2 separate regions of the Homo sapiens genome follow, and region 1 is linked to region 2. Evidence: chromatin loops called from intact Hi-C (ENCODE). Cell type or tissue: mammary epithelial cell. All regions are shown on one strand. Each heading gives the region's core, and the rest is flanking DNA. Links, peaks and the distances in the headings are about the cores only.

Region 1 (16,123 bases), core at 4,518-12,517, 500 kb before region 2:
AATTAGTTGGGCATGGTGGCGGGTGCCTGTAGTTCCAGCCACTTGGGAGGCTGAGGCAGGAGAATCCTTTGAAGACGGGAGTTGGAGGTTGCAGTGAGCCAAGATGGCACCACTGTATTCCAGCTTGGGAGACACAGCGAGACTCTGTCTCAAAAAAAAAAAAAAAAAAAATGGCACAAGAAGCTGCCATGCCCCTGAGGCAGACATCTTCTCAAGCTGAGAAGCCTGGTCCAGGGTGCATGGGTGGTGAGTACAAGCCGGGATCGTCCTCTCTAGGAAAGTTCAAGTGACGCTTCTTTCCTCTGATTAGTCTTCATGTATATTCAACCTCCAGCTCAGTTTCACCAGGGTGATTGTTTAGACTCTTGTTTCTGTGCATGGAAAGTTTGGACACACTTCAGTAATGCTTTGTGAATATCTAGCAAAATCCCATTTTATACATAAATGTTTTCCAAGTGGATGGTCACTGGAACTGTAGAAGGAAGTTGCATGTGCCTGTACACAATTCTTGAGAATTATAGGCAAGACATCTGGCCATTTTGGTCGATACATTTTAACCAATTTATGTTTCAAAATCCCATTTTGGCTTTCTACTATCCTCAGCTAATTGTGGGTGGTGTGAGCAGTGATGGGATTAGTGTGTCAGTAAGACATTACACATTTCCCTATAATCGGATCTGAAAACTAAGGGTTATGATCACTGTTGAAGGTTAAAGTTGCCTAATCCTGGAAGCGAAGCTCTTAAAAAGTTTTTGCCAGGTACAGTTGCTCACGCCTATAATCCCAGCACTTTGGGAAGCCAAGGTGGGAGGATTGCTTGAGCTCAGGAGTTTGAGGCCAGCCTGGCCTCAAAATTTTTAAATTTAAAAATTCAAAAAATTTTGAAAGTTAGCTAGATACGGTGGCTTGTACCTGTGGTCTTAGCTACTTGTGAGGCTGAGGTGGGAGGATGATTTAGGCCTATGAGGTCAAGACTGCAGCTTGCTATGATCCTGCCACTGCACTCCAGCCTGGGCAACAGAGCAAGATCTTGTCTCAAAAAAAAAAAAAAAAGTTTTTGATTGGTGGTGACTGCATAAGCCTTTGCTCATTGCTGAGCAATGAGCACATTTAGAACACATTTTCTCTGTGTTCTAAAAACATACATGAAGGCAGGCACGGTGGCTCATGCCTGTAATCTCAGCACTTTAGGAGGCCAAGGCAGGCAGAATGCTTGAGCCCAGGAGTTCAAGACCATCCTGGGCAACATAGTGAGACCCTGTCCCTAGAAAAAAAATAAAAATTAGAAAAAAAAAAAAAGAATTACCAAGCCATAATCTGGGTAGAAACAACCTAAATATTTACAAATACCCTTTGTGGTAAAAGATGAGGTACTTGTATTTATGGGCAAGTGAGCATTACTGTTCATTCATTCAGTGAATGTTTATTGAGTGCCTACTATATATATATATGTATATATATATGTGTGTGTATATATATGTGTGTGTATATATATGTGTGTGTATATATACATATAGTTGTAGTTGCTGGAGATAAAGTGACTAAAGCAGGCAAAAACGCCTTCCCTCATGGAGCTTATGTTCTAAAGGGGAAGACAGAAAGCAAACAAGGTACAGAAGTAAATTATATGTTATGTTAGGTCACACCTACAGAGAGAAATAAAGGAAGGAAAGCAAATAGAGAGTATGTACATGGTAGACAGAAGAGGATTGCAATTTTCAGCTGGGTGGTCAGGACAAAGCTTCACTGAGAAGTGGATCTTTGAAGAAAGCTGGAAGGAAGTAATGGTGAGCCATGTGGCTATCTGAGGAAAGAGCATTCCAAGGCCATGAGTAATAACTTTTGCCTAAATTCCATTAAGAAAGAGAAGTTGGACACGGTGGCTCACGCCTATAATCCCAGCACTTTGGGAGACCAAGGTGGGAGGATCATTTGGGCCCAGGAGTTCAAGACTAGCCTAGGCAACATAGTAAAACCTCATCTCTACAAAAAATAAAAATAAAAAATAGAAAGTTAGCTGGGCATGGTGGTGTTGCTTGTAGTCCCAGCTATTCAGGAGGCTGAGGTGGGAGGATTGCTTGAGCCCACGAGTTCGAGACTGCAATGAGCTATGATCATGCCATTGTGCTTCAGTCTGGGTGATAAAATTGAGACTCTGTCTCAACAAAAAAAAAAAAAAAAAAAAAAAAAGGAGAGAGAGAGAGCAATGGCATGGTACATTCCTGTTATTACTGGAGGTCTGGGAGATGTGGAGGAACCAGTAAAGCTTTTCACTGAGGTAGACTGAGGAAGACAATAAGCAGGAGATAATGCTGTTCTGGAAACCAAGTGAAGAAAAGGTGTCCAAGGAGGAGAGAGTGACCAACTCTGTCAAATGCTGCTGGTCTTCCAGTAAGACGGGAAGCAAGAGCAGACTAGCCCTGGAGGAGCATGGGGTGAAAACCTGACAAGGGGGCACTGGGAAGACCAGATGGAGGGAAAGTGGAGACGCTGAGTATAGACACTTGTGTTGAGGGATTGTGCTTTAAAAGAGAACAGAGACGGTGGGGCGTGGTGGCTCACGCCTGTAATCCCAGCACTTTGGGAGGCCGAGGCAGGCAGATCACCTGAGATCGGGAGTTTGTGACCAGGCTGAGCAACATGGAGAAACCCCGTCTCTACTAAAAGTACAAAATTAGCCAGGCGTGGTGGCGCATGCCTGTAATCCCGGCTACTCGGGAGGCTGAGGCAGGACAATCACTTGAATTCGGGAAGTAGAGGTTGCGGTGAGCTGAGATCGCGCCATTGCGCTCCAGCCTGGGCAACAAGAGTGAAGCTCCATCTCAAAAATAAATAAATAAATAAATAAATAAATAAATAAATAAAAATAAATTAAAAGCAGAGAAACAGTACAATAGCTGGAAGGGGGAATAAGAAAAAGCTTAGCCTTTGCCTTTTTGTTTCCTGGGTTTTTGGAGAGTTCAGAAGCTAGTACAGCATCTTTGCATCCTGATGGTGATTATCCACTGGAGAGTGAATAACAACAGTATAGGAGAGTTAGGGAAATTGCAGGAGCAAAGAGAGGGCACAGCCAGCCCAGAGAGAAGGCAGAGGATTTGTGTAAGGATGCTGTTGGCTTGGTGAATTTGATGGCTGTGGGAGTTCTCTCCTGGTGGCCTCCATTAGTGAAATAAGAAACAAGGTCATCAGCAGAGAGTTAGGATGGAACATGTATAAAGAGGGAGGAAAAGCTGTGAAATAATTAACTCAGAGAGGAGGAGAGTTAATGGACTAGAAAAATGTAGAATAATTGCCAGGAAGTTAAGTGCCCACTTGAGGTAAGTGGTCATGAATTTAAAGCAGTCCAGTCAACACAGTTGCTTTTCTTCAGCCATATTCGGCAGCATCGATGTAGATATAGAAGAACTGGATTTCACAAGGGTTTGGGTTTTGCCAAGCAACTAATACAAATTGAGGGTTGATAATACAGTTGAGGGTAATTGCAATGGCTGATTATGATTGAGCATGGAATTTAAACTGGGTGAGGAAGTGTATTGGTCAGTTCAGGCTGCCGTAACAAGATATCACAGAATGGGTGACTTAAACGACAGACATTTATTTTGTCATCTTTTTTGTTTGTTTGTTTATTTTGAGATAAGGTCTTGCTCTGTCACCCAGGCTGTATTGCAGTGGTGTGATCATGGCTCACTGCAGCCTCCACTTCCCTGGGCTCAGGGGATCCTCCTACCTCAGCCTCCCAAGTAGCTAGGACTACAGGTGTGCACCATCACACCCAGCTAATTAAAACAAAAAAAAATTTTTTTTAAAGACAGGGTCTCCCTATGTTGCCTAGGCTGGTTTCAAACTCTTGACCTCAAATGATCCTCCCACATCAGCCTCCCAAAGTGCTGGGATTATAGGTGCGAGCCACCACACCCGACTATTTTCTTCTAATTTTAGAAGCTGGACTTCCAGGATGGAGGTACAAGCAGGGTATGGTAGGTTGCTGGTGAGGCTTGTGACATCTGCCTTCTGGCTGTCCTCACATGACCTTTCCTCTGTGACTATGCAGAGAGCTCTCTGGTGCCTCTTCCTATATATTTTATATATATATATATATATATATATATATATATATATATATATATACACACACACACACACACACACACACACACACGCATATATAAACACACACACACACACATATATATAATATATATGAAATTATGAAATGAGAAATGTGTGTTTAATGGCAAACCTTGGCACATTCCAACACCAGGAATGGCATGAGGTCACAGAAGCAGGTATGGGTAGGTGATCTCCATGGAGCTTCACATGATGAAGAGGATGAGGAAGACCACCATCAAACAGAAGAGTCCCATGGACTCAGACAGGACAAAGCTGACAATGGCACAGGAGAAGAGCTGCTGCTTGAGAGATGGGTTCCTGGCATAGCTTGATCAAGCTGCCAAGCACTCTTATTTTTATTTATTTATTTATTTATTTATTTTTGAGGCAGGGTCTTGCTCTGTCACCCAGGCTGGAGTGCAGTGGCACAATCACAGCTCACCGCAGCCTTAACCTCCCAGGCTCTAGCGATCTTCCTACCTCAGCCCCCCAAGTAGCTGGAACTATAGGCGCCACTATGCCTGGCTAATTTTTGTATTTTTTTAGTAGAGATGGGGTTTTGTCATGTTGGCTAGGCTAGCCTTGAACTCCTGACCTCAGGTGATCTGCCCACCTCGGCCTCCCAAAGTGTTGGGATTACAGGTGAGCCACAGCACCCAGCCTGCTTAGGCTATTTAGATGAATTCTCTGGCCTGTTCAGGAAGGAGGCAGATGCAGGCCGGATCAGAAATGGAAACAGAAGTAGAAGCCCAGTGGTCTGCATCTTTTCAGTCTGCACTCCCACTGCCCTGCAGCCCTTTCTCAGCCTTGTCTAAGGTGATTTCTTCGTGTTCTTATAGGGACACTAGTCCTATGCGATAGGGCCACTCTTACAACTTCATTTAGCTTTAATTACCTCTTCACATGCCCTATTTCCAAATGCAGTCACATTGGGGGTTAGGGTTTCAATGTCTGAACTTTGGTGGGGGGCACAATTTAGTCTGCAACAGGAAGGAGTGAGATAGATGAGGGCACAGTGGTAAGATGAATGCACTGTAGGTAATGATCACTGGAGCTAGAGCGTTAGGTGTGAGCTGAAAATAGGAGGAGCTGATTGGAGAATGGGGTGTGTGAAATTGGGAGCAAAGAAGGGTTGCAATAATTTGTCATAACAAAATCTAGGGTATGACTATGGGGATGAGTGGCTGACTTAGTGGATAAAAAGACCACAGGAGGAGGGTATGCTAAGGAACCGACAGGCCAAAGCATTAGAAGGAATATCTCTACTGAAATTAGCAGGAATTATCACATGAATGGTGCTGAAGAGAGTCACAGTGAGCCAGGTGTTAAATCTTCAAGAAGGAGGGAGCATAACCTAAGGTAAAATAAGGGCAATAAGGCAGGGGTACACTGTGTTGGGGGAAAAATGCAGCATAACCAAACACAAGTCATAGAAGAAAATATCTGCAATGCATGTAACTACTAGGAGGGTCACAGATTGGATTCTCCAGATGCAGATGCTGAGATGGAATCTGAGGTGCAAGAAGCTTAGTAGGGATCAACTCTTGTGAAAGGAAGGAGAAGGAAGCAGGATTGGGCAGAGGAAGAACTTGAACTGAGAATCAGGCCCCACAAAGCCTCAACCAACCCAGCAGGGAGCTCTGGAGCAAACACTGTACATCAAAGTGTTCTAAGTTAGGCCAAAATAGCTGGGCCTTTCTACCAGCTACGGATTGCTGGGAAGCGTATGACCTTGGGTGAAGCAGCTCTCTGCAGATGAGGCAGATCCTGAAATAGCTGACAGTTGGAGGCTGTCTGCCTAATGCACTCCCTGCAGCTGGGCAACAAGTTCTTCCTTGAAGGGGGATCTGGGCAGTGCGTCTCTGTGTCTGCCACAAAGAGAGTTGTATTTTATTTTGCAAACATAAAGAACCCGTACAAATCACTATGAACTTCTGAGTTGCCAAAGATAATAGTGGCTGTCCAAATCGGAATCGCTTCATATCCCAAGCAACCATATAGAACAAAGGTCAGCAAATAACATCCTGTGGGCTAGGCACCTGTTTTTGTCAACACATCAATTAGTTCATGCATTGTATGAGTGCTTCATGTTACAAAGGCAGGTTGAGTAGTGTGATAGACAGTATGGGATGGGTGCGGTGACTCATGCCTGTAATACCAGCACTTTGGGAGGCCAAGGGGGGCGGATCACTTGAGTCTAAGAATTCGAGACCAGCCTGGCCAACATGGTGAAAACCTGTCCCTACTAAAAATGCAAAAAGTTAGCCGGGCGTACTCGGGGAGCTGATGCGGGAGGATCCCTTGAGCCTGGGAGATCAAGGCTGCAGTGAGCTCTGACCATGCCACTGCCTGGGTGATAAAGTGAGACTCTGTCTCAAAAAAAAAAAAAAAAGAGAGAGAGACAGTATGGCCTGGAAGCCTCAATTATTTACTATATGGCCCTTTTAAGAAAAAATCTGCTGGCCAGGTGCTGCCACACCTGTAATCCCAGGCAGGAGGATCTCTTGAGGAGTTCTAGACCAGCCTGGGCAACACAGTGAGATCTTGTCTCTACAAAAAAAAAAAAAAAAAAAAAAAAAAAAAAAGAAAAGATTTGTTGACTCCTGGTTCTTGATACAGAAAAAAATAATAACAAAAACTAAATTCTCAGCATAACTGGATGACAGAGAATTCCTAAACTTTAAATTACCTGTAAGTAGAAAAAATAAACACCAAATTCCAGTGAGATGGCTTTCACAGTTCTACTGCAAATCTTTGTGGAGAGCAAGGGCAGTCCTGGAAAAACTGTGGAAGAGAAGAGGGGGCAGGTAACAGCAGGCCAAAGATTGATCTGAAATCATTGTGTTAAAGAGAAAGTCCGCCCTAAGAGAAACAACACGAAAACGAATCCTGTAGATCAGAGCACTGACCACGGGGAGGGACTGAAAAGGGCAGCGTAGCCTCAAGGAGACAACCTCAGAAAAGTCGCGCTTCTGGGGAAATAGAATGCAAGAAAGGAAAGGAGAGGCACACTTTGAAGATTAGGTGGTGAAGGGGAAAAGAATCAAAAGGTGCTATAACCAGTGAGTACCCAGGGGGAGAAAAAAAGAATCAAAAGAGGAAAATGTAGGGCATGTAACACAAAACAGAACCCAAAACTTGCAGGAGATACAATTCCCACCACACACACACACATGCACACGCACACACACACACACACGCACGCATGCACACACACACACAGAGCCATCCATTAAAGCAGCAGTTGTCAGACTTTTTTGTTTTCAGGACTTTGTTATACTCTTAAAATGAGTACCCTAAAGAGCTTTTGTATTTGTAGGTTATATCTATCAACATTTACTATATTCAATATTAAAACTGAGAATTTAAAAAGTATTTTAGGAATTAATTTAAAAAGAATAATAAACCAATTCCATATTAACATAACTAATTTTTAAATGAAAAATAACTATATTTTCCAAAACAAAAAATTTCATGAGAAGAGTGGCATTTTTTTTACATTTTTACAAATCTGTTAATATCTGGCTAAACAGAAGACAGCTGGTCTTATATCTGCATGTCTAAATTCAGTCTGATGCAATATCACATGTCCTGTAGCTCCTAGAAAAGTCCATACCTCTGGGCCAGGCACTGTGGCTCACACCTGTAATCCCAGCACTTTGAGAGCCTGATGCAGGTGGATCATTTGAGGTCAGGAGTTTGAGACCAACTTGGCCAACCTGGTGAGACCCTGTTTCTACTAAAAACATGAGAATTAGCCAGGCATGGTGGCACGCACCTGTAATCCCAGCTACTTGGGAGGCTGAGGTAGGAGAATCTCTTGAACCTGGGAGGCGGAGGTTGCAGTGAGACGAGATCGTGCCACTGCATGAGACTCCATCTCAAAAAAAAAAAAAAAAAAAAGAAGAACAAGAAAAGAAAAAGAAAGCTCCATACTTGTTAAGAGAATGAAGGTCAGAAAGACAAAAGCATATTAGTATATTCTTAAAATAGTTTTGACTTTGCAGCTACTTGAAAGATTTTGGGGACCTTAACGGTTCTTGAATCACACTTTAAGAACTGCTGTATTCATTGCTTGAGCCTAGGAGTTCGAGGCTGCAGTGGGCTAGGATGGCATCACTGCACCCCAGCCTGGGGGGTGAGAGAGAAAAACTCTGTCTCAAAAAAAAAAAAAACCCAAAAAACAACAACAACAACAACACACACACACTCTCTCTCTCTCTCTCTCTCTCTCTCTCTGCCCACTTCCCTCCCCCAAATTTAAAAAGAACTACTGCATTAAAAAAAAAAAAAAAAACTTGCTCTTTGGGTCAGGTGCAGTGGCTCACACCTATAATCCCAGCACTTTGGGATGCTGAGGTGGGCGGATCACCTGAGGTCGGGGGTTCGAGACCAGCCTGACCAACATGGAGAAACACCATCTCTACTTAAAATACAAAATTAGCTGGGCGTGGTGGTGCATGCCTGTAATCCCAGCTACTCGGGAGGCTGAGGCAGGAGAATCACTTGAATCCGGGAGGCTGATGATGCGGTGAGCCGAGATCGAGCCATTGCACTCTATCTAGCCTGGGCAACAAGAACAAAACTTCGTCTCAAAAAAAACTTGTACTTCACTACACTGACAGAAGGGGACGCCATTCAACTAAGAATCTTGGAGACCACTCTCATTCCAAAAAATAAATAGCCAAAAACAGATTAAACGTTTCTATAAGAAAATAGAAAATGAGAACCAAAATAGTTCAAGTGATGAACATTTCTACATTTCCCCCCAAAAGAAAAATTACCATGAAGCAGAAGAAAAATGCTGTAACACAACACACCAAACTCAATGAATTGTCGTCTTCAGGCAAACATTTGAGGATATGACAAATCACTCTTTAGCTTTTTTTTTTTTTCCTTTGAGACAGGGTCTCATTATGTTGCCCAGGTTGGACTTGAACTCTTAGGCTCAAGCAATCCTCTCACCTCAGCCTTTCGAGTAGCTGGGTACCCTTTACTCAAGGGGTACAATATATGTGACTTGAGTGATAGACCCCCTAAAAGCTCTGACTTGACCACTATGTAATCTATTCATGTTACAAAATTATACTTGTACTTCAAAAATTTATCAAAAAAAACCCCAAAAAAACAAAAAAAGGAAAACCATCTTGAAACCAAAATTCAAAAATTAAAAGCAAATGGGCATCCCCCTGCTCTGAAGGAATAAATTAAGAGTTCACTGAACTCAGGAAAGAAGGAACAGACAAAATGATTTCAGAAATAAAGCCTACATTATAAGGTACTCAAAGGAGAATAAATTCAAGTGGAAATGTAATAAGGGGCATTGAAGAAAGACAGTTTTGCTTGATGTGATCCTATTTGTCCATGTTTGCTTTGGAAAAACCAAGAGGATGAAAATGAAATCAAGAGAAAAGTGTTGGGAAGAAAGACTTCTCCTCTACCAACCTAAGTCCAGCTGGTTGGGGGCCTGTGAATTAAATGGCAATAGAGTAACAGGGGGAAAATACACATGTGGGCGTACCCTATAGAGAGAGTAGCTCCCTGAACAGCTGGGGGTAAAAGTTTATGTACCAACCTATATACTACCCCAGCGGGGCTTTAGGACTTCAAAGAATGGAAGCTTCTTATGAGTCTTGTTTATACAATTTTTTATTTTTTTGAGACGGAGTTTCACTCTTGTCCCCCAAGCTGGAGTGCAGTGGTGCGATCTCTGCCCACTGCAACCTCTGCCTCCTGGGTTCAAGCGATTCTCCTGCCTCAGCCTCCCGAGTAGCTGGAATTACAGGCATTTGCCACCACATCCAGCTAATTTTTGTATTTTTAGTAGAGACGGGATTTCACCATGTTGGCCAGGCTGGCCTCAAACTCCTGGCTTCAAGTGATCCACCTGCCTCTGCCTCCCAAAGTGCTGGGATTACAGGTGTGAGCCACCGCACTCATCTTTATACGATTTTTTAAAAAGTGTCTTGATGTTCAACGTCAGTGCTTCTGTGACCAGAGACCTCTGGAGGAGGGTTTGTGGCAGCTATGTCTCCTAAGGCTCTGAGTTAGTCAGATAAGGGAAGTTTCAGATAAGATTTCTCTCTGCGTCTGTTGTAGCTCAGATATTTTTCATTGGAAGTTATCTCTTTACCAAGTTAGTGTACTGTTTTCTTCAGAAGTAAAAAGAGTCAGAGAGAAAGTGCTTGAAATGGAAGACAGAGAAGAAACAGTCCAAGTTAAACCTTGGACAACCTGAGTCTGAACTACGTGAGTCCACTTAGATGTGGATTTTTTTTGATCAAACAATATTCGCCAGATGCAAAACCCATGTATATGGAGGGGTGACTTTTCATATACCACGATTTTGCAGGCTGACTGCAGGACTGTTGACCATTAGTATGTCTTCTTTTGAGAAATGTGTATTCAAATCTTTTGCCCATTTTAAACACAGGTTATTTGTTTTTTTTTTCCTATTGAGTTGCTTGAACTCCTTATGTATTCGATTATTAATCCCTTGTCAGATGGGTAGTTTGCAAATATTTTCCCCCATTCCATGGGTTGTCTCTTTTCTTTGTTAATTGTTTCCTCTGCTGTGCAGAAGCTTTTTAGCTTGATGTGATCCTGTTTTTCCATTTTTCTTTGGTTGCCTTGTGCTTTTGTGGTCTTAGTCAAGAAATCTTTGCCAGACCAGTGTCCTAGAGAGTTTCTCCAATGTTTTCTTTTAGTGGTTTCATAGTTTCCGGTCTTAGGTTTAAGTTTTTAATCCATTTTGATTTGATTTTTGTGTATGATGAGGGATAGGGGTCTGCTTTCATTCTGACTATGGCTATCCATTTTCCCCAGCACCATTTATTGACAATACTATCCTCTCCCCAATGTATGTTTTTAGCACCTTTGTCAAAAATGAGTTGACTGTAAATGCATTAATTTTATTTCTGGGTTCTCTATTCTGTTCCACTGGGCAATGTGTCTGTTTTTATTGCCAGTACCATGCTGTTTTGGTTACCATAATTCTGTAGTATAATTTGAAGTCAGGTAATGTGATGCTTCCAGCTTTGTTCTTTTTGCTCAGGATGGCTTTTACTGTTCTATGTCTTTTGTGGTTCCATACACATTTTAGAATATTTTTTTCTAGTTTTGTGAAAAATGTCATTTTATTTTTTTATTTATATCTTTTTTTTTTTTTGAGACGGAGTCTCACTCTCACCCAGGCTGGAGTGCAGTGGTGTGATCTCGGCTCACTGCAAGCTCTGCCTCCCAGGTTCACGCCATTCTCCTGCCTCAGCCTCCCAAGTAACTGGGACTACAGGTGCCTGCTACCATACCTGGCTAATTTTTTTGTATTTTTAGTAGAGACTGGGTTTCACTGTGTTAGCCAGGATGGTCTCAACCTCCTGACCTCATGATCCGCCCGCCTCGGCCTCCCAAAGTGCTGGGATTACAGGCATGAGCCACCATGCCCGGCCTATTTATATCTTTTTTTTTTTTTTTTTTTCCTGAGACAGAGTTTTGCTCTTATTGCCGAGGCTGGAGTGCAATGGCGTGATCTCAGCTTATCACAACCTCCACTTCCTGGGTTCAAGTGATTCTCCTGCCTCAGCCTACCGAGTAGCTGGGATTACAGGCATGCGCCACTGCATCTGGCTAATTTTGTATTTTTAGTAGAAACGAAGTTTCTCCATGTTGGTCAAGCTGGTCTTGAACTCCCGACCTCAGGTGATCCACCTGCCTTGGCCTCCCAAAGTGCTGGGATTACAGACATGAGCCACCATGCCCAGCCTTTTATATCTTTTTTTTAATCCCTCAAATATTCTTCTATCCAAATTATTGGTATTTTGATAGGGATTGCATTTAATCCGTAGATTTTTTTGGGTAGTATAAACATTTTACCAATATTGATTCTCCAATCCATGAACATGGAATATCTTTCCATTTTTTGGTATCCTTTTCAATTTATTTCATAAATGTTTTACAGTTTTCATTGTAGAGAGATCTTTCCCTCCTTTGGTTAAGTTCATTCCTATCTATTTTTGTTTGTTTGTTTGTAGCTATTATAAATGAGATTACTTTCTTGGGGTTTTTTTTTCATATTGTTCAGCTGTTGGCATATAGAAATGACAAAGTTTGTATGCTGATTTTATATCCTGCAACTTTACTGAATTTGTTTATCAGTTCTGAGAGGTTTTGGTGGAGTTTTTTGTTTGTTTGTTTTGTTTTGTTTTTTTGAGACAGAGTCTTGCTCTGTTGCCAAGGCTGGAGTGCAGTGGCCCAATCTTGGCTCACTGCAACCTCTGCCCCCCAGGTTCCAGTGATTCTCCTGCCTCAGCCTCCCGAGTAGCTGGGACTACAGGCGTGTGTCACCATGCCCAGCTAACATTTCTATTTTTTGTAGAGACAGTGTTTCACCATGTTGCCCAGGCTGGTCCCAAACTCCTGGCCTCAAGTGATCCACCCACCTTGGCCTCACAAAGTGCTGGGATTACAGGTGTGAGCCACTGCACCTGGCCTTGGTGGTCTTTAGGTTCTTCTAAATCTAAGATTATATTGTCTGTAAACAAGGATAATTTTACTTCTTCAAATTTGGATGCCCTTTACTTCTTTCTCTTGTCTAATTGCTCTGGCTAAGACTTCTAGTACTACATTGTTTTTTATTTTTATTATTTATTTTTCTTTTTTTTTTTTGAGAGGGAGTCTCGCTCTGTCGCCCAGGCTGGAGTGCAGTGGCGCGATCTCGACTCACTGCAAGCTCCGCCTCCCAGGTTCACACCATTCTCCTGCCTCAGCCTCCAGAACAGCTGGGACTACAGGCGCCCACCACCACGCCTGGCTAATTTTTTTGTATTTTTAGTGGAGACGAGGTTTACACCGTGTTAGCCAGGAATGTCTCGATCTCGTGACCTTGTGATCCGCTCATCTTGGCCTCCCAAAGTGCTGGGATTACAGGCATGAGCCACTGTGCCCAGCCTACGGTTTTTAAAAAAAAATTTTTTTAATTTTTAAATTAAATAAATTTTTGTCAGATGGATAGATTGCAAAAAAGTTCTCCCATTCTGTAGGTTGCCTGTTTCTTTTCCTGTTCAGAAGCTCTTTAGTTTAATTAGATCCCATTTGTCAATTTTGGCTTTTGTTGCCATTGCTTTTGGTGTTTTAGTCATGAAGTCTTTGCCCATATCTATATCCTGAATGGTATTGCCTAGGTTTTCTTCTAGGGTTTTTATGGTTTTAGGTCTTACATTTAAGTCTTTAATCCATCTTGAGTTAATTTTTGTATAAGGTGTAACGAAGTGGTCTAGTTTCAGTTTTCTGCATATGGCTAGCCAGTTTTCTTAACACCATTGATTAAATAGGGAATCCTTTCCCCATTGTTTGTTTTTGTCGGGTTGATCAGATGATTGTAGATGTGTGGTGTTATTTCTGAGGCCTCTGTTCTGTTCCATTGGTCTATATATCTGTTTTGGTACCAGTACCATTCTGTTTTGGTACCAGTACCATGCTGTTTTGGTACCAGTACCATGCTGTTTTGGTTACTGTAGCCTTGTAGTATAGTTTGAAGTCAGGTAGTGTGATGCCTCCAGCTTTGTTCTTTTTGCTTAGGATTGTCTTGGCTATGCGGGCTCTTTTTTGGTTCCATATGAAATTGAAAGTAGTTTTTTCTAATTCTCTGAAGAAAGTCAATGGTAGCTTGATGGGGATAGCATTGAATCTATAAATCACTTTGGGTAGTATGGCCATTTTCACGATATTGATTCTAATGTAGACGACAGGTTGGTGAGTGCAGCAAACCACCATGGCACGTGTATACCTATGTAACAAACCTGCATGTTCTGCACATGTACCCCAGAACATAAAGTATAATAAAAAAAGAATGAAATTAAAAAAAAATTTGTGGGTACATTATAGGTATATTCTAGTACTATGCTGAATAAAAGTGGTGACAGTAGTTTTCCTTGTCTTGTTCCAGATCTTTGAAGAAAGTCTTTCTGTTTTTCCCTTTTCAGTATGATACTGGCTATGGGTTTGTCATATATGATTTTTTATTGTGTTGAGGTATGTTCCTTCTATACCCAGATTTTTTTAGTTTTTAACATAAAAGGATGTTGAATTTTATTAAATGCTTTTTGATATCTATTGAAATGATCTTATGGTTTTTGTCCTTCATTCTGTTGATATGGTGTATCATATTTGTTGCTTTACATATGTTGAACCATCCTTGCATCCCTGGTATGAATTCCACTTGATCATGATGAATGATCTTTTTGAGACAGAGTCTCACTCTGTTGCCCAGGCTGGAGTGCAGTGGTGTGATCATGGCTCACTGCAGCCTCAAACACCTGGGCACTCTCTCCCACCTCAGCCTCCTGAGTAGATAGGACCACAGGTATGTGCCACCATGCCTAACTAATTTTTTAGTCAGTTTGTTTATTCAGGTTTAGGATTTCTTCATGGTTCAATCTCGGTAGGTTGTATGTTTCTAAAATTTATCAATTTCTTCTAGATTTTCCAATTTACTGGCATATAGTTGCTCATAATAGTCTCTAATGACTCTGAATTTCTGTGGTATCAGTTGTAATGTCTCCCTTTTCATCTCTGATTTTATTTATTTGGGTCACTCTCTTTTTTAATTAGTCTATCTAAAGGGTTGTTAATTTTGTTTGTCTTTTCAAAAAGACAACTTTTTGTTTTGTAGGTCTTTTGCACTTTTTTAGTCTCAATTTTATTTATTTCTCTTCTGATCTTTATTATTATTTTTTTTAAAAAAGATTATTTTTAAATCTTTTTTGTGATGTATTTATTCATGTATTTTACTCATATTTCTTTTTTTTTTTTTTTTTCTGAGACTGAGTCTCGTCCTGTCACCCAGGCTGGAGTGCAGTGGCACGATCTCGGCTCACTGCAAGCTCTGCCTCCTGGGTTCACGCCATTCTCCTGCCTCAGCCTCCTGAGTAGCTGGGACTACAGGTGCCCACCACCACGCCTGGCTAATTTTTTGTATTTTTAGTAGAGACCAGGTTTCACCATGTTAGCCAAGATGGTCTTGATCTCCTGACCTTGTGATCCGCCCACCTCGGCCTCCCAAAGTGCTGGGATTACAGGTGTGAGCCACTGTGTCCAGCCATCTTTTATTCATATTTCTAACAGATTTTAGGTCTTACTCACTTTAATTTTTTTTTTTTTTTGAGACAGGGTCTTACCATGTTGCCCAGGCTGGTCTCAAACTCCTGGCCTCAAGAGATATGCCAGTCTTGGCCTCCCAAGTTGTTGGGATTACAGGCATGAGCCACTGTGCCAGCCAACCAATATACAGTGTTACATGAAAAAAGCAAAGTGCAAAAGAGTATCTATAATGTGCTACCTTTTGTGTGAGAAAGAGAAAACAAGAAAATGTGGGCCAGACAAGGTGGCTCATACCTGTAATCCCAGCACTTTGGGAGACTGAGGCTGGAGGATTGCTTGAGTTCAGGAGTTCGAGACCAGCCTGGGCAACACCATCAAACCCCGTCTCCACAAACAATAAAAAAATTAGCCAGGCGTGGTGGCTCACACCTGTGGTACCAGCTACCTGGAAGACTAAGGTGGGAGGATTACTTGAGCCCAAGAACTTGAGGTTGCAGTGAACTGTGATCATGCTGCTACACTCCTGCCTGCATGACAGAGCAAGACAGTCTTCTAAATAAATAAATAAATATTTTTAAAAAGAAAATATGCATATACCTACTCATTTGTGCAAGAATAACAAAATAGACAGGAAATAAATGAGACCTGGGCCAGGTGCAGTGGCTCACACCTGTAATCCCAGCACTTTGGGAGGCCAAGGCAGGTGAATCAGGAGTCAGGAGGCCAAGGCGGGTGAATCAGGATTCAGGAGGTCAGGAGTTCGAGACCAGCCTGGCCAACATGGTTAAACCCCATCTCTACTAAAAGTAGAAAAATTAGCTGGGTGTGGTGGTGCATGCCTGTAGTCCCAGCTACCTGGGAGGCTGAAGCAGGAGAATCACTTGAACCCAGGTGGCGGAGGTTGTGGTTGAGCCGA
Region 2 (16,123 bases), core at 5,414-13,413:
TAGGAGACAGTTACACACAACGTAGAAGACAGAGGAGAAAGGACCGCTCTCGTGGCAAAAATGCAAGAGCGAGAGGAATATCGCAAGGGCAAGGTCCCTGCTGAGGATGGAGAGAAGTGGCTCTAAGGGACAGTAGGCACTGGTTTTGGAGAAAAGACAAAAGTTCTGAAAATTGAGGGAAGATGGAAAATCAAGTGGAGGCAATGGATATTAAGCTGAAGAGAGAAGTGGCTAACTCCTTTTACATGGGGTTCTCAGTAACCGCATCATAACAATGATAATTAAAAGTTTATATATGAAATATTGTCCCCCTCCAGTCTCTACCGGAGACACCTCAACTGCCCTTGGATGGGCAGTTGATCCCTTAACAACATGGGCAAATTCCCCCTAATTCCCAGTTCCTTCTGTTTTTTTTAAAGTTGGTGCAGTTTGAAATTCCACTATTGTATCTTCTTCTCTTCTTCTTCCTTTTTTTTTTTTTTTTTTTTGAGACGGAGTCTTGTTCTGTCACCCAAGCTAGAGTGCAGTGGCACAATCTCGGCTCACGGCAACCTCTGCCTCCCAGGTTCAAGTCATTCTCCTGCCTCAGCCTCCCTACTAGCTGGGATTACAGGCACCCGCCACCACGCCTGGCTAATTTTTATATTTTTAGTGAAGACAGGTTTCACCATGTTGGCCAGGCTGGTCTCAAACTCCTGACCTCAGGTGATCTGCCCACCTCAGCCTCCCAAATTGCTGGGATTACAGGCATGAGCCACCACGCCCGGCCACTGTTGTATCTTCTTTAAGGCATTTTTCCCCTTCTCTTCATCACCTTGTGGCAAGGAGGGGGTGGAAAGAGATGGGGAACATTCCCGCCCCCTCTGTGCTGGCCTCGGCTCCTTTGACAGGGAAGAGGGAGGGGGTGGAATGGTCTCTCTTGCCCCGCAGGCTGCTGTAGTCTAGCTCTCTGGTGGTATTAGTTTCCCTGGCCAACAGACAGGCATCAGGGTTCTCTGTAGGGCTGGTTCTCTTCTAGGGCACATGTGTTCCGATAACTTAACCTGCTTGAGCCTTTGTTTCCTCTTCTGTAAAATGAGTAGCTCTGGCTTGGACCGGCCTTACAGGGGCAGTGTTAAGGATTAGACAAATGCTTGTAAAGCACCTTAGACACAGTGCTTGCTCCACAAATGAACTCCCATTACCAGATGCGTGCGTGAGATAGCTCCTGGCATGAATGTGCATTTGCGGCTATGTCCAGATGTGTGTGTGTACCTGTGTGTGCAAGGGAGAGTTATGTGTGGGCTGGGGATGGGGCACCCTTGTGAGTCAGCTATTGCCTGTGTCATTGCCTACAGCTGACCCCGAGGCCATAAATCCTGCCTCTGTACCCGCTAGAGTGAACACCTTATAGCCCAAGGTCAGGCCCATGAATCATAAGCGGCGCTGGCAGGAAGCAATCAGGCAGGGCTGGGTAGAGCTGGGCAAGAGAAGGTCCCAGTATTTGGACCACTTGAAGAGGAGCCCTGGGCATATCCTGCAATCCTGATCTCTGGGAGCCGGGCTGTTCTCAGCAGGACGGCAGCTCCCATGGAGGCTCGCTGGCAGGGAGCCCTTCTCTACTTGACCGCATCTCTCCTGCTGGGGCTGCCAAGCGGCAGACCTGCCCTGCCAAGACAGGCCTGTCCTGCATCCCGGGCACCAGCACGGCCAGTAGGCGAGCTGCTCTTCAGGCCTTTCCCTTGGAGGCTTCAGAGTCCTTAGCCCAGCACGCTCAGCCTGGTGGATGTGGAGTAGCCGCCCTCTAAGCCAGATGATTTTATTTCTTCTTTGCCTTTCCAATCTGTCTTGGGGAAAGTGGCCCCAATAAGGCAGTCCTTTCACTCTGAAACCTTTTTATGACTCCAACCATAATTAACTCGAGTAATAAAATTTTTCAAATCCAAATAGATATAATTAACATTTAATGCCCCTGGTTGGTGCTGGTAGCTGGGCCCATTAAGAGCACAGTATTGATTGAGAAGGTGAGCCAGCTGGGCCGACTGCTGGGCCAGGGGGCAGAGGTGGCTGGAGCTTAGGGCTGGCTATGAGCAGGGCCCCAGCACAGGTGTGAGGAGGGTGGCAGGTGACCAAACCCCAACCCTACCTGGGGTTCAGGTCATGACTACCGAGGCTGGGGTGGACTTCTTCCTGCCATCAGTTTCTAGTGGCTCTCCCACCTTCAGACTCTGCCATCTCAGGCCTCTCCTGCCATGAAGTACTTCTCCACCAACCCTCACCCTGCCTGTCATGTGCCTGAGGCCTGCCTCCTCTCCTAGAATTTATCAGGCTTCCCAGGACAAGGCTGTGTCTTCTCTCTGAGGGGCCCCCTGGCTCCAGGGCATGCCCCTTCCCACTATTTCTCCTTTCTGACTTGCCTGCTCAGCTGTGTGCTGCAGGTTGAACTTTAAACCCACTGGTCAGATGAAAAGCCATATCTGTCTTCTAGACATGACTTACACCTCCCACCAAACTTCACTTTCCCCAGGAAGCTATACAGTGAGACAGTGCCAGAAGCATTCATTTGAATCCCAACCCTCCATTTCCCAGCTGTGTGACCTTCGGCAAGTCACCATGTTTCCCTGAGCCCCAGTGTTCTTATCTGTGAAATAGGTATAACAAGAATATCCACCTCCTGGCCGGGCGTGGTGGCTCACGCCTGTAATCCCAGCACTTTGGGAGGCCGAGGTGGGCGGATCATGAGGTCAGGAGATCGAGACCATCCTGGCTAACATGGTGAAACCCCGTCTCTACTAAAAATACGAAAAATTAGCCAAGCGTGGTGACGGGCGCCTGTAGTCCCAGCTACTCGGGAGGCTGAGGCGGGAGAATGGCGTGAACCCAGGAGGAGGAGCTTGCAGTGAGCTGAGATCATGCCACTGCACTCCAGCCTGGGTGACAGAGCGAGACTGCATCTCAAAAAAAAAAAAAAAAAGGAATATCCACCTCCTAAAGGTGGAGTCATAACAGTCTTGACCTCACTTAGGTTTCACAGGATTCCCAGGTCATAGGAATTACTGTCTCCATTTTACATGGAAAAACTGGCTTAAGGAGGCAAAATCCTCATCCCTTGTGTCTTATATTTCTGTCTCTACCAATAGTTAATTTAATATATGTTTATAAACAACACCTAAGCTGGGACTACAAAGAATATGATGATTCCTTGACTCAAGGTGCTCGTGGTCTGGGGGTATGAGGCAGGGAGAAGGGGTGCACACAATCAGCTGGTTTAAGTTAAGGCTGCACGGGAGGTGAGCAGGCTCTGGACCCTGGTGCAAATTAAGATGCAAAACGCTACAGGAAAAATGGGTGAAGGTCATGGGCCCAAGGCAAAGCCAGATATGGGGATGGACAGGGCACAGTGGGGCTGATGTGTGTGGTTCTGTGGCAGTGCGGATGCTGGCCCAGGTATGGTCTTCAGAGCATGCGTTTTCTGTGATGATCCCTGAGCCAAGGAGCAGGCTGGTACCAGGATTCACAGGTGTGGTTTAGGACATCCCAGCTCATCCACTCAGCATGTTAGAAGGACCAGCCTTCCAGGCAATCACTCATATGAGGCCCTTTGGTGAGCTGGGCAGCCCAAGCCCTGCTGGGCAAGGAAAGTCCGGGGAGGGGCTGAAATCCTTCCTCCATCCAACTTTGCTACTACTGTGTCCCCCTGCTCCCAAGCTTGTGGTCCTGTGCTCTCCATGATCTCAGTATTCTCCATCCTTCACGGGGCTTCCTCTCAGTGGTACTTTCCCAGCCTGCAGGAGCCCCATGCTTCCTCAGAGCTCTCATGGCTCAACAGTGGCTTTATATGTAGGGCCCTGAATACATCCTGCTTTAGGCTAGGTCTTGCATTGAACTAAACTTGGGTGATTCTCTGCTGTGTCCGGTTCCCCGCTCCCCAGAATGTTTGCCCCTGGCAGGCTCTGTTCTTTCAGTCCAGCTCCATGCCCAGTGCTATTACTCAGGAGGCCATGGGGAGTGGATGCCGCTGATACCAGAGATGATGAATAGGAAGCGGGGGGGCCAGGGAGGATTCATTCACCTTCCACTAATTCATTCATTTGATGTCACTCACTGTGCCAGGCCCTGTTAAAGAAATAGACAAGTAAAAGTGTAATCACAATTAGGGAAGTCTTGGGGGCTAGAGGACACACAATCTAGCCAGATGCTTCTGATAGTACTGCCTCCTAGAAGAGTTAACCTTGAAGCTGAGCCCTGGAAGATAGTTTTCCAGGCAGAGGGAACAGCATGGTTTTTGTTTTGTTTTGTTTTTTGCTGTTTGGTTTTTCTTTGAGATGGAGTTTCGCTCTTATCACCCAGGCTGGAGTGCAGTGGCATGATCTCAGCTCACTGCAACCTCCGCCTCCTAGGTTCAAGCGATTCTCCTGCCTCAGCCTCCCGAGTAACTGGGATTACAGGCACCCACCACGCCATTTTTATATTTTTGGTAGAGACAAGGTTTCACCATGTTGGCCAGGCAGGTCTCGAACTCCTGACCTCAGATGATCTGTCCACCTCCGCCTCCCAAAATGCTGGGATTACAGGCATGAGCCACTGCACCCAGCCAGGAACAACATGTTTAAAGACCCATTTGAGAAACCAAAAGAATTCAGTGGGACCAAGACAATGGTGTGCAAGGTGAGAGGCAGCAAGAGAGGAGGCTGGCAGGTCACCTATCGTCCATGCGCAATGCCCTTGCAGGCCTTGCTAAGGAATCTAAGTCCTTTCAAGTCCCAGAGCCATTATGCACTTGCAGTGGGACTTAGGTATCTTGCTTGACTTCTCTGAGTCTTGGTTTTATTCTTACTAAGTGAGGTCAGTAATTCCAGCTACGTCCGCCATGTCTAAGGATCCAACTGCCTTGTGCTGGGCCAGTCCCTGGCTTATTAGGGTGTGGTTAGAGGCATGGCCAGAGCGTGAACTTCTGCAAAGGAATATTCTAGTCACAAGCCACAATTTCCTGTCTAAATATTGAGGGGGCAACAACATGGTCTATAAGTCCTCCCGGCTCTGAAATGCCCGCAGAAAGAAGGCCCATGGGAGGCCCCACTCACCTTTAGAGCCTGGACCCTCTCACTCCTCTGTCCTCCTCCTCCTCCAGCCATACTAGTCCTGCTGGGCTGCCTCTGGGCCTTTGTCTTAATTTTCACTCCACTCTTCCTTCTCTTGCCATCTGACACTCCAGACTTCTCTCCTCCAGGAAGCCCTCTCCACCTCCGAGCCCTGACCTCCTCCTCCTCCTCCTTACTCCTCACTTCATCCTCACAGTGGTATCTTAGGTGCTCAAGCCGTCCCCCATCCTGTGAGCTTCTGAGCCTGGGCCTCACTCCTTACTCCACACCCCCAGAGGACTGGCCCACAATCTTTGAGGGTGTTCCAGGACTAAGTTTGGAAAAGGACATGATAAAAATGAAAGGAATGAGAGAAGAAGGAAGGGAGAAACAGACCAACAGACAGAGAGAGAGAGGGCGAGGGAAGGCTCTGCCTCAAGCCAACCCAGCCTCAGTCGTGGTATACTTCCCCGAATTCCTTCCCGCAGCACCACTCTGTGCTTAGAACCAAGAGCTAGGAGAGCAAGGGAGCCTGGGACTGGCACTTTTCAGCTAGGGGGAGCTGGTGGTGGCAGGGCAGAGAGGCCCATTGCGCAGCTGGTAACAGGCTGTGCCTGGCCAGGCCTCCCAGCTGCCCCTCTGTCTCAGGCCCTTATTGCACACAACATCCAGCCCAGCCCCCTACGCAGCTGCCTTCCTCATGACACAGCCCTGTGTTGTCCTGTTGGCCACTGACCACTGTGCCTGGGGAAGGGCCAGGCCTTCCTGGGAGGAGGAACTCGAGAGCCTGTGGGCTCCCAGGTTGGCAGCCCCCGCCCTCTGCACTCCCAGGCCCATACCTGCTCTGTGATTCCCCGCTTGGGGCAGGAAGGCATGCTGAGAGCCACTCTGCAAGTCCCTGTGCTTCAGGTGGTACACGCTCCTCTCATTCATTTGTTAAAGCAAGGTGGGGGTGAGTATTATCATCCTCAGTCTCTAGGTGGGGAAAAGAAGACTCGGATGGGTTACAGCAGTTGCCCAAAGACACATGGCTAGCCATGCTTCCAGGTGCTTTCAAGACCAGGTCTCCCCGAGGCCAAAGCTCATGTTCTGCCCTCCCAGCTCTTTGCCTAACTCCTGTTCCCTATGACAGCCCAGCCCTGGCCCTCGCATTCTGCCTACAATGGAGCCACCAGGATAGGACGCAGGGAGTGGGAGTAGAGGGGGATGCCATGTGGAGAGAAATGAGGATATAAGCTTGAGGAGAGAGGAAGGAGTTTTTGATGGGGGGGATGGGCCCAGAGCTGCCATGGTGTCTCTACAGCTCTCTCTTTTGGTCACAGAAGCCCAGCAGGCAGACACAGAACAGATCCAGGAGCAGACCATACCCAATCTTCTCTCCCAACACAGGCCCAAGCCTGAGCCAGCCCACAGGGACCCACCAGTTTGTTTGGCAAAGCCCTTTTCCCTGTTCCATCCCATGCCCTAGACCCGCAGAGGGCAGCAAGAGATGAGACCCACTGTCCTATCACAGTCCTGATAAGGATTTCTTTGACCAGATGTTTTCAGTGTAGGAGTCAGAACACAGCATCGGACTATTAGGAGCCCAAAGTTTCATTTTTAAGCTTTCGACCAACATGACCTCAGGCAACTTTTACCTTTCCCTATCTAAAGAAATTTTTCATATCTAAAGTGCTAAATATCACAAGATATCAATAATAATAACAGGCCAGGGTGGTGCCTCATGTCTGTAATCCCAGCATTTTGGGAGGCCAAGGCAAGAGGATCGCTTGAGCCCAAGAGTTGAAGACCAGCCTGGGCAACATAGTGAGAGCCTGTTTCTACAAAAAATAAAAACTACCTGGGCATGGTGGCACAGGCCTGTATCCCAGCTCCTCAGGAGGCTGAGGTAAGATGATCATCTGAGCTCAAGAGTTCGAGGGTTCAGTGAGCTAGGATCGCCACTGCACCAGCCTGGGTGACAGAGTGAGACCCTGTCTCAAAAAAATTTTTAAATGATATAAAATAAAATAATTGCACTCTTAAAAATCACAAAATATGAGACTTAAAAGGGATAAACTCTTGGCCGGGCATGGTGGCTCACGCCTATAATCCCAGCACTTTGGGAGGCCAAGGCGTGGGTGGATCATTTGAGGTCAGGAGTTCAAGACCAGCCTGGCCAACATGGTGAAACCCTGACTCTACTAAAAATACAAAAATTAGCCGGGCATGGTGGTGGGCACCTGTAATCCCAGCTACTTGGGAGGCTGAGGCAGGAGAATCGCTTGAGCCTGGGAGGCGGAGGTTGCAGTGAGCTGAGATGGCACCACTGTACTCCAGCCTGGGTGACAGAGTGAGACCCCATCTCAAAAGAAAAAAAAAAAAGGGATAAACTCTTATAGTCCAGCTTGAATAACAACCTACCACCCCTGCAGGAATCCGCTTCTGCACTACCCAGAAGGGCCAGGCAGTGGACAGAAAAAGAAAAGTGAAAGGCCCCCAAGAGAAACTTTGATTTGAAAAGAAAAGCCCTGGAGGGCGCTTTGCCTCCCCCCCTCCCTCCTTGTTACTTCATTCCCTCCTCCTCCTTTCACTCCCTCCATCCTACCCCCTTCACCTGCACTTGGGACTGGGCTAATGGACATGCTTCCTCCCAGCCTTCCCCACGTCCCAGGAAGTGGAGCCCATCGGGCAGAGCAGAGCCGTACGGGGTAAGGCAGAGACAGAACTTTCCCCAACAGAAATGGCCTTGCAGGGAGAGTCTGGGAGAGCAGGGAGAGCCTGTTCTCAACTAGACTGCCAAATTGCTCTTTTCCTTTGTCTGGAGCAATGCCTGAGCTCCCTTGCTGAGTTCTGTAAGAGCCTGATCCAGGCATGTGTCCCCAGACCCTATTGCCCCACCGCCCTGGCTCAGGCTGGTATCCAGAAGAAGGTATGGCAGAGGACCAGGAAGGTTATCAGAGAGGCTAAGGGGGCATTCGGTCTTGGGACAGGACTGAAGCAATCAATAGCCCATTGGGAACTGGGGTTAATTTGGGGAATTTGGATTGGATTGGATTGAAGTTTAGGACTTGGGCTAGGAGGTAGGGCTGGGTTGGTTCAAAGTACTGGAGTTAGGTTTAGGTTCAGAGCTTCTCTAGAAACTGCCCAACTCATGCTGGTCTAGCTAAGCCCATCTCCAAAAAAAGAGGGGGCTCTACCCTTGGCCTCTGATTCGGGGCTTTATTTAAAGACATAGGAGTGAGGGTGAAGATTGGCTTTGGAAGACAGCAGAGCCAGTGCCTCCCCACTATGGAGCCGTTTAGTTAGGACCTTGCCACTCAAAGAGCATCCACAGACCCGCAGCACTGGTCTCACCTAGGAGCTTGGTAGAAATGCAAAATCTAGGATCCACTCTAGAGCTGCTGAATCAGAATCTGCGTTTTAGATTAACCTCCAAGTGTTCCATGGACACTTAAAGAAAGTGTGAGAAGCCTGGTGAAGGCTCTGAGTGAAGGAAGGCCCGAGGTAGGGGTGGGAGGCCAAAGGGCACCCAACACCTCGGCCGGCTCCGGGGCCCCTGCCTAACACCCCCTCCCAGTGCTGGAGCCACAGCGACACCTACTGGCCACGGACACCTAGGCCACCCCCTCCAGGACGCCCGGGCCCTGTGGTCCATCTGGCCCAGCCAGTCCTGCACCCTGAAGCTGGCATTCCTGAGTTCTGGGAATCTGGCTCCCCGGGACAGACTAGGGGAGCAGGTACAGGATGGGCCAGGGCTCAGTGCACAGCAGGGTTGTGTGCAGGCTGGGGCTCTGGGGCCTCAGTGTGAAGAAGACAGGATCAGTAAGCAGGTGTTTTCTCAGGGACATGATGCTCAGATCACATCCCCAGCCCTGGCATTCTCTCCAGACTCAGCAATACTGAGCACGTGTTTGTCTGCTCTCTTCACTGAAACCCTCAGCCAGAATGGACAGGGTACAGCTTTCCATTCCAACCAGCATCAAGCAGATGCCCTGTGAGGAACAGAGATTTTTATTTTACTTTTTATTTTATTATTTTATTTTTATTTATTTTTTATTTTTTGAGATGGAGTCTCGCTCTGTCGCCCAGGCTGGAGTGCAGTGGCGCAATCTCAGCTCACTGCAAGCTCCACCTCCCGGGTTCACGCCATCCTCCCACCTCAGCCTCCCGAGTAGCTGGGACTACAGGCGCCCGCCACCACGCCCGGCTAATTTTTTTGTATTTTTAGTAGAGACGGGGTTTTGCCGTGTTAGCCAGGATGGTCTCGATCTCCTGACCTCATGATCCGCCCATCTCAGCCTCCCAAAGTGCTGGGATTACGGGCGTGCGCCGCCATGCCTGGCCGATGAGCAAAGATTTTTGAACCTATGTCTAAATGACTCTTCTGGAAATGGACTTTTAGGAAGGACAACAACTAAAAAGCAACTCAAGGAAGGGGAGCAGGTAGGATATTTCTGGGATATTTCCACTGTAGTGGTTTCTGGAGACTCCCATGAAAGAATTCTAAGTCAAAAGGGGAGACTGAGGCCAAAGGGCAGAGAAGTAAAAAGACAGAGAAGGGGCTGGGTGCGGTGGCTCATGCCTGTAATCCCAGCACTTTGGGAGGCTGAGGCAGGTGGATCACCTGAGGTCAGGAGTCAGAGACCAGCCTGGCCAATATGGTGAAACCCTGTCTCTACTAAAAATACAATAATTAGCTGGGTGTGGTGGCAGGTACCTGTAATCCCAGCTACTCGGGAGGCTGAGGCAGGAGAATCACTTGAACTCGAGAGGCGGAGGTGGCAGTGAGCCCTCGTGCCATTGCACTCCAACCTGGGGGACAAGAGCAAGATTCTGTCTCCAAAAAAAAAAAAATAGTACAGTGCTTTGCACAGAGTAAGCATTTGATTAGTGTTACCACTTCCCTCAGTCACAAAAAAAATAAATAAAGGAAAAACGATAGGGAAGGAAGCCGACCCACTTCCAAGGCAAGGCTCAGCTGACCCATCCCAAGGGACCTGGCTGGCCCAGGGAGGAGAGAAGGGCCTCTTTCTAGGCAGCAGTGAGCCTCCCCTCCCATCATTCCCAAATGCCAGTTATTGCTGGATCCCTTCCCTCTAGTCCGCTCTCAACTATGAGGAGTTTGCCCAAGAACTAAATGAATGTGATTGCCCACCAGTGTTTGCCATTAGTGGTGATTAGTTAAAACATCAGAGTCTAAACAGTCAATTGGTTCTAATAATTAATACTATGGCTCAGCTGTGATTGAGAGAGAACAAGCGAGTGGGAGAGAGGAAGGGAGGAGGATAAGGGACATGGAAAAAGAAGAGAGAAAGGGATTGGCAGAGGAGCTGCAGCTCTGTAGCTACCATTTCCTGACCCACATGCCAGATGCTGTGCTATAGAGTGCATCCAGCTCCAAATTCTGTGCTCTTTCGAGACATTTTATGTAAGTTATACCACCAAGGTATCCTAATCACCCTGTTAGGCAAGTATAATTATTATCTTCTTTTTATAGGTAAGACAAAGGAGGCACAGGAAGGTAAAAGCTAGCAGATGCTCCGTAATAATTTGGTGAATGAATGGATAAATAAATGAATGAAGTAGCCAGAAGTGAAATTCAAACCCAGGTTAGCATGGCTCCAAAAACTTTGGGGGGAAAAGGGGCAAGGAGGGGAGAATTTGAAGAGACAAAGGAAAACAAGACAGAAAACGTACATCCTTCTCTGTCTCAACATACATACACGCCCTTCTCTCTCTCTCTCTCATGCACACACACACACACACACACACACACACACACACACACACACGAACCTCCCTCACCTCCCTCTCTCACGCTGTGCCCCTCCCTCCCATCCACACCTCTCACGTTCTTTTCATACACAACATGTCTGTTATGCACCCCTTTCTCTCATCTCCCCTCACACACCCACTCTTGCACACACACCGTTTCTCACGAATGTCTCCCAGATGGCTCCGGCACACACGCACCTCTCTGTCTCATAGAAGCCTCTCACATGCACATATTCACCCCTCTCTCAGCCACACTTTTTTATTTCTCCTTGCACACTTCTTGGTCTTTCTCACTCTTACATGGACCTCTTTCTCTCATGTACACGCCTCCTCTTCCCGGCGCCCTTGTCTGTCTTCCTCAGTGCGCTATCTCCAGTCTCAAAGACAGTTTGGGAAATGAAATAAACATACACCCGTCTACCTCCTTCACATACAACCCCCCACTGTCTCCTCACACCCCACCCCACCCACCTCTCTCTCTCTCTCTCTCTCGTTCTCTCTCGAACACAGGTGTACACTTTGGGACATATCCTGAAACCAGCCCCCTCATGCCCCCTGCCCGCCCCCTCCAAGAGTCAGGCCTCCAGATGTGCTCTCTCTGGCTAGGCTTGCTAATCTTTGAACTGTCCCCAGATCTTGAATGGTCATGTGGACTTTCCTGCCTGGTGATGGGGAGGGGGAAACAGGGAGGGGGCTAAGCCCAGAGTCCTCAGTTATTCTGGAGCAGGTTCAGCTCCTCCCCACCCCTCCCCAGGTCATGAGCAGCAGCAGGAGCTGCAAGCGAGCAAGATGGCTGTGTGTGTATTGCTATTAATCACCCCTCCTGGTCCGCTAACGAGGCTAATGCGGTAAGTGACAATAGCCCATCTTGGTTCCTGATTTAGGGGCTCAGGACGGAAGCTGGGCTCCTGGGAGTGAAGACGTGAATTCTCCACGACACTAAACCTTCAAATAAATCTCCTCCAGTCAGAGAAGCCCAGGGCACTAAATCCCACACGCCGGTAATTGAAACCCTTAGAGCTTTCTTGGGTAGGGAAATTGCTGAGTGAGAGAGAGAAAGCGTGCAGCCCAGGGGTTCCGGGTGGGGCTTGGGCCCACAGAGAGGCCTGCCGAGGGCTCTGGGATAGGGGAGCTGCTGGGGACCCTCTAGGAGCACGTGACTGGCCATATGTCCTGGTGTGCATGTCTGTCAGTGTTTCTAGGCATGGGATTTTGCTGTCTGGTTATGTTCACATGGTCACTGGTCACCCATTTCCCACCAGGTCTATGACCACTTGATATTTTGGTAAGGAGAGCAGTTCTGGAGCTTCTGTATTTCGAGAGCTTCTACCCTTTGACACCCTTAGGGCCTCTGACTCTCACTGACCATGAAGCAAGGCTTCATTTAAGCAAAAGAAGGTTTCGGCATTGCCTCAATTGCCTTCCTTCCCCTATCCCCACCTCTCTCACCCTCACACTTCCCCCACCCCATCTCTCTTTTTTTCCAGACATTCTCCTGCAGGCCTTTCACTCCCATTCACTTAGTCCCTGAATCATTTAACAGTTACTAATACCCACCCTATGCCAGACTGTATGCCTAGGGTCTTGAGTGTTCCAGGATGAATCAGAGAATCTCTCTGCCCTCAAGAAGCTCAGCATCAGCTACTCTGGGCACACTGCCTACGGGGTAGCCCTGCTCCACAAGGAGCAGTAAAAAAATTAAATAAATAAATAAAACAAAGAGCTCAGAATCTCCCAGACAAGACAGATAAATAAATAATTGCAATATTATATGATGTATGCAATAATCGACATATAGACATATGTGGAACATAGCATGAAAAAGAGAGTAGTTAATTATTAGGGAAGGCTTCAAAGAGGAAGCATTGTCTGAGTGTGGTCTTCAAGAATAAATAGGGTCAGGCGCGGTGGCTCACATCTGTAATCCCAGCACTTTGGGAGGCCGAGGTGGACGGACTGCTTGAGCTCAAGAGTTCAAGACCAGCCTGGGCAACATGACACAACCCTATCTCTACAAAAAGTTAGCTGGGCATGGTGGTGTGTGCCTGTAGCTACCCAGGAGGCTGAGGTGAGAGTATCACTGAGCCCAGCAGTGGAAATTGCAGTGAGCTGTGATTGTGCTACTGACTCCAGCCTGGGCAAAAGAGTGAGACCCAGTCTCAAAATAAAAAAGGAATAAATCACAGTTAAAAGTTGCCCATGGGGAGATGATGGCATGGTCATGAGCATTATTGGCAGTGAGAATACCAGATGAAGAGCTACATTTTGTCCAGCCAGAGCACACACTATTGCAAGATGGGATAGGAGGCTGGAGAGGGGCATGTATGATAAAGAGTTCAGAATGTATGCTGTGGCTTTAGGAACCAGGGAAGGATCTTAAGCAGCTGAATGATAGGATCTGATTTGTGTTTTAGGAAGATCCTTGTAACTGTAGGGATGGAATAGATTAGAGGGGAGAGAGATACATGAGGAGACCTAAGAGTAGGGACTGAATATGAAGATGCCTAAACTAGGGCAATGAAGAAAAGAAGATGATTCTGACCAGTACTTAGGAGGTAAAAACAGGGAAGATGTTGACTTACTGGATGTAGGGACTGGAGTAAAGAGTAAAAATTAAGATTGTCAATTTAGGGAGGTCTCTGGATAGTGGTACCATTCACTGAAACCAAAAGCAGGAGGAGGGCAGGTCTAGAGGAAGGTAAGTCCCATCTCAGACATGTTGAGCTTAAAGAGCCTATGGGACATCCAAGCAGAGCATCTTCTACGCAGTGTTGTACGTGGCTCAGATTGGAGGTACAGGCTGAGGGAATGAAACCAGAGTTTCAGAGATCACACATAGAGTGTGGAGAGAGGGAGAAGTGAATGATGACAAGGGCAATAGCTAACATCAGAGGCAGCAGAATAGCGTGACTAAGAGCATGCATGGGGCTGTGGTATTACATAAGTCCCACACAGCCACTTACCTCGTAACCATGGGCAAACTAAGAACTTCTCTACGCCTCTGTTTCCTTACTTATAAAATAGGGATTAAATAGTACAGTGCTGGCCGGGCACAGTGGCTCACTCCTGTAATCCCAGCACTTTGGGAGGCCGAGGTGGATGGATCACCTGAGGTCAGGAGTTGGAGACCAGCCTGGCCAACACGATGAAACTCCGTCTCTATTAAAAATACAAAAATTAGACAGATGTGGTGGCACACACCTGCAGTCCCAGCTACTCGGGAGGCTGAGGCAGGAGAATCACTTGAACCCGGGAGGCAGAGGTTGCAGTGAGCTGAGATAGCGCCATTGCACTCCAGCCTGGGCAACAAGAGCAAGACTCTGTCTCAAAAAAAAAAAAAGTACAGTGCTTGCCACAGAGTAAGCATTTGATTAGTGTTACCACTTCCCTTCTTCCTCATCTCTTCAACAAGTACTTATCTATCACACCTCAGCTTGTGTCTCTAGGTTTCTCTGAACAAGGCAAATATCTATATTACAGGCTCCCACAGCACTGTTGACCTCTTTTTGGTACAATTGCAATTTTACAATTGTACAAGTATGTTATTGCATCTGTTCTCTCACTAGACTGTTAGCTCCATAAGGACATGGATCTCATTGTATCCCTAGACCCCGGTATATTGCCTAGCACATGGAAGGCACTCAACAAATATTTATTGGGCTAATAAATAAATATAACTGGAGTATCTATTGTGGATGATCACCAAGGACCTCACTGAGAGTAGTTACCATAGAATGGTGGGGATGAAACTCAGGTTGCGATGAGTTAAGAAGTGGTTAGGAGGTAAAAAAGTATGGGCAGCAAGCAAGAGTCTTTGGAGCATCTTAGGTGAGAAGAGAAGGAGAAGAAAAGGCCATTAGTAAAAGGGTGCCATATGGAAGAGAGAGCTGGGTTGTTGATGCTGATGTTGCTGTAATATGGGAAAGACGTGGGAGTTGATATGCTGATGGAGGAAAGCATGAGGAAGGGAAGGAGAAGATGCAGTAGAGAGGGAGAACTTGACAGTTTTCCCAGGGAACATAGGCAGGATTGGTATCAAAGCCCAGGAGAAGTGATTAGGCTAAAGTAGGAGGATGCCTGTTCCACTGAAACTGGAGGGAACAGGGAGGTGAGAGTAGATCCACAAGCTGAGGAAATTCATGCCTAAGGACTAAATTTCAGAGTGAAGGAGGAAGCAAGGCCACCTAGCAGAGAGAGGGGGACAGGAGATGGCGAGGCGGCTCAAGATAGTAAAATATTATTGAATTGTCTCTGTGGGAAAGAGGAGACGGAGCTGACCAAGAGCATGCAAAAGGATTGTTTAGTGGTGCTGAGATTGGAAACTGTGAATTTTTATTGGCACATATCTGCATGGTTTTGTGATTTTCCCCAGCTGTGCTTAGCCGCCTGAGTGTCTGAGACAAAAAGGAGAATAGTTGGGTTGTGGAGAAGGCAAAGGAAGTAAGAAGTTGAGTGTGTTGGCAAGATGGTGTTGAAGGTGCACAAGGGACCCAGGCTAGCATCCATGAGTGCGTGGTGGCTTGGGAGTTGGGAGAAGGGAAGAGGGAGGAGCAAGTTAAATGGATACAAGTCTTTGAGAGGGCTTGGGGGAGAGGGAGTTCCGTCACGGGTTCTACTTAGGTTGATGACAAGGATCTCCAGGAGGAAGTCAAGAACAGGAAAAAAAATAATAGGAGCTGAGGAGGTCAGGACAGTGATGGGCTTCGGGGAGAGAGGCAAGTGTGAAAGTCCTGGGTGAGTGTAGAGAATGGTAGGTAACTGACAAGGTGGGCTGTAGCATGGTACTTGACCTCAAAGAGTCCAGAGGGTGGAGAAGCAATGAGCTGGAAGACACTGAGTCCACTGCCTGGCCTGAGGAGCATGGAGTTGGGAGAATAAACAGCCTGCAGTGGAGAGGACAGCAACTGAGTGGCAGCATCTCCAGGTTCCGGGGAAAGTGAGTAGAGAGAGTAAAGGGAGTATCTAGAGACTGCGGATGGAGAGGAGTTTATTGGCATGGTCCTCTGTCCCAGAGGTCATGCTGGGAAGGTAGTGGAGAGACATCAGTCGGAGCTACCTCCACCACTACCCTCTGTCCACTGCATCCCTCCCAGAACTGCCTGCATCTCTAGCCTGCCTTCCCCAACTTGATGTCCCTCCTCCTTCACTGACTCCCGACTCCACCCCACACACACATACCGCTCATCTCATCCATCCATCCATTCCTCTTCTTCCCACACTCCTCCTTAGTTCTCTCCTCTCCAGACCCTTCCCCTGCCCTGCCCCACCCCATCCGGCCTGAGTGAGCAGGAACCCCTGCACCTTCA

The links. A loop is a pair of places that touch in the nucleus more often than their neighbours do. Peaks named below come from ENCODE experiments on the same cell type or tissue, not always from the same donor. Only the 100,000 strongest peaks of a DNase experiment are listed, where the experiment ranks them.
Region 1: it touches region 2 in a loop (26-fold over the local background); 7 of 110 quality-filtered maps call a loop at or near these places.

What each region holds. Positions count from the first base shown.
Region 1 is chr1:44,083,643-44,099,765 of GRCh38, forward strand. It overlaps a transcript of KLF17 not described here. Among named protein-coding and RNA genes, the nearest start is that of KLF17, 27 kb to the right of the region's middle. RefSeq lists enhancers at 5,791-6,509, 10,040-10,364 and a silencer at 6,015-6,309. In mammary epithelial cell, for the core only: a CTCF peak has its summit at 8,738 (motif pointing right); no DNase peak of the experiment used is centred there; H3K27me3 peaks cover 120 bases.
Region 2 is chr1:44,586,678-44,602,800 of GRCh38, forward strand. All of the region lies in intron 2 of RNF220 (ring finger protein 220), which reads left to right. Among named protein-coding and RNA genes, the nearest start is that of MIR5584, 49 kb to the left of the region's middle. RefSeq lists a silencer at 8,566-8,737. In mammary epithelial cell, for the core only: a CTCF peak has its summit at 8,640 (motif pointing left); no DNase peak of the experiment used is centred there; H3K27me3 peaks cover 760 bases.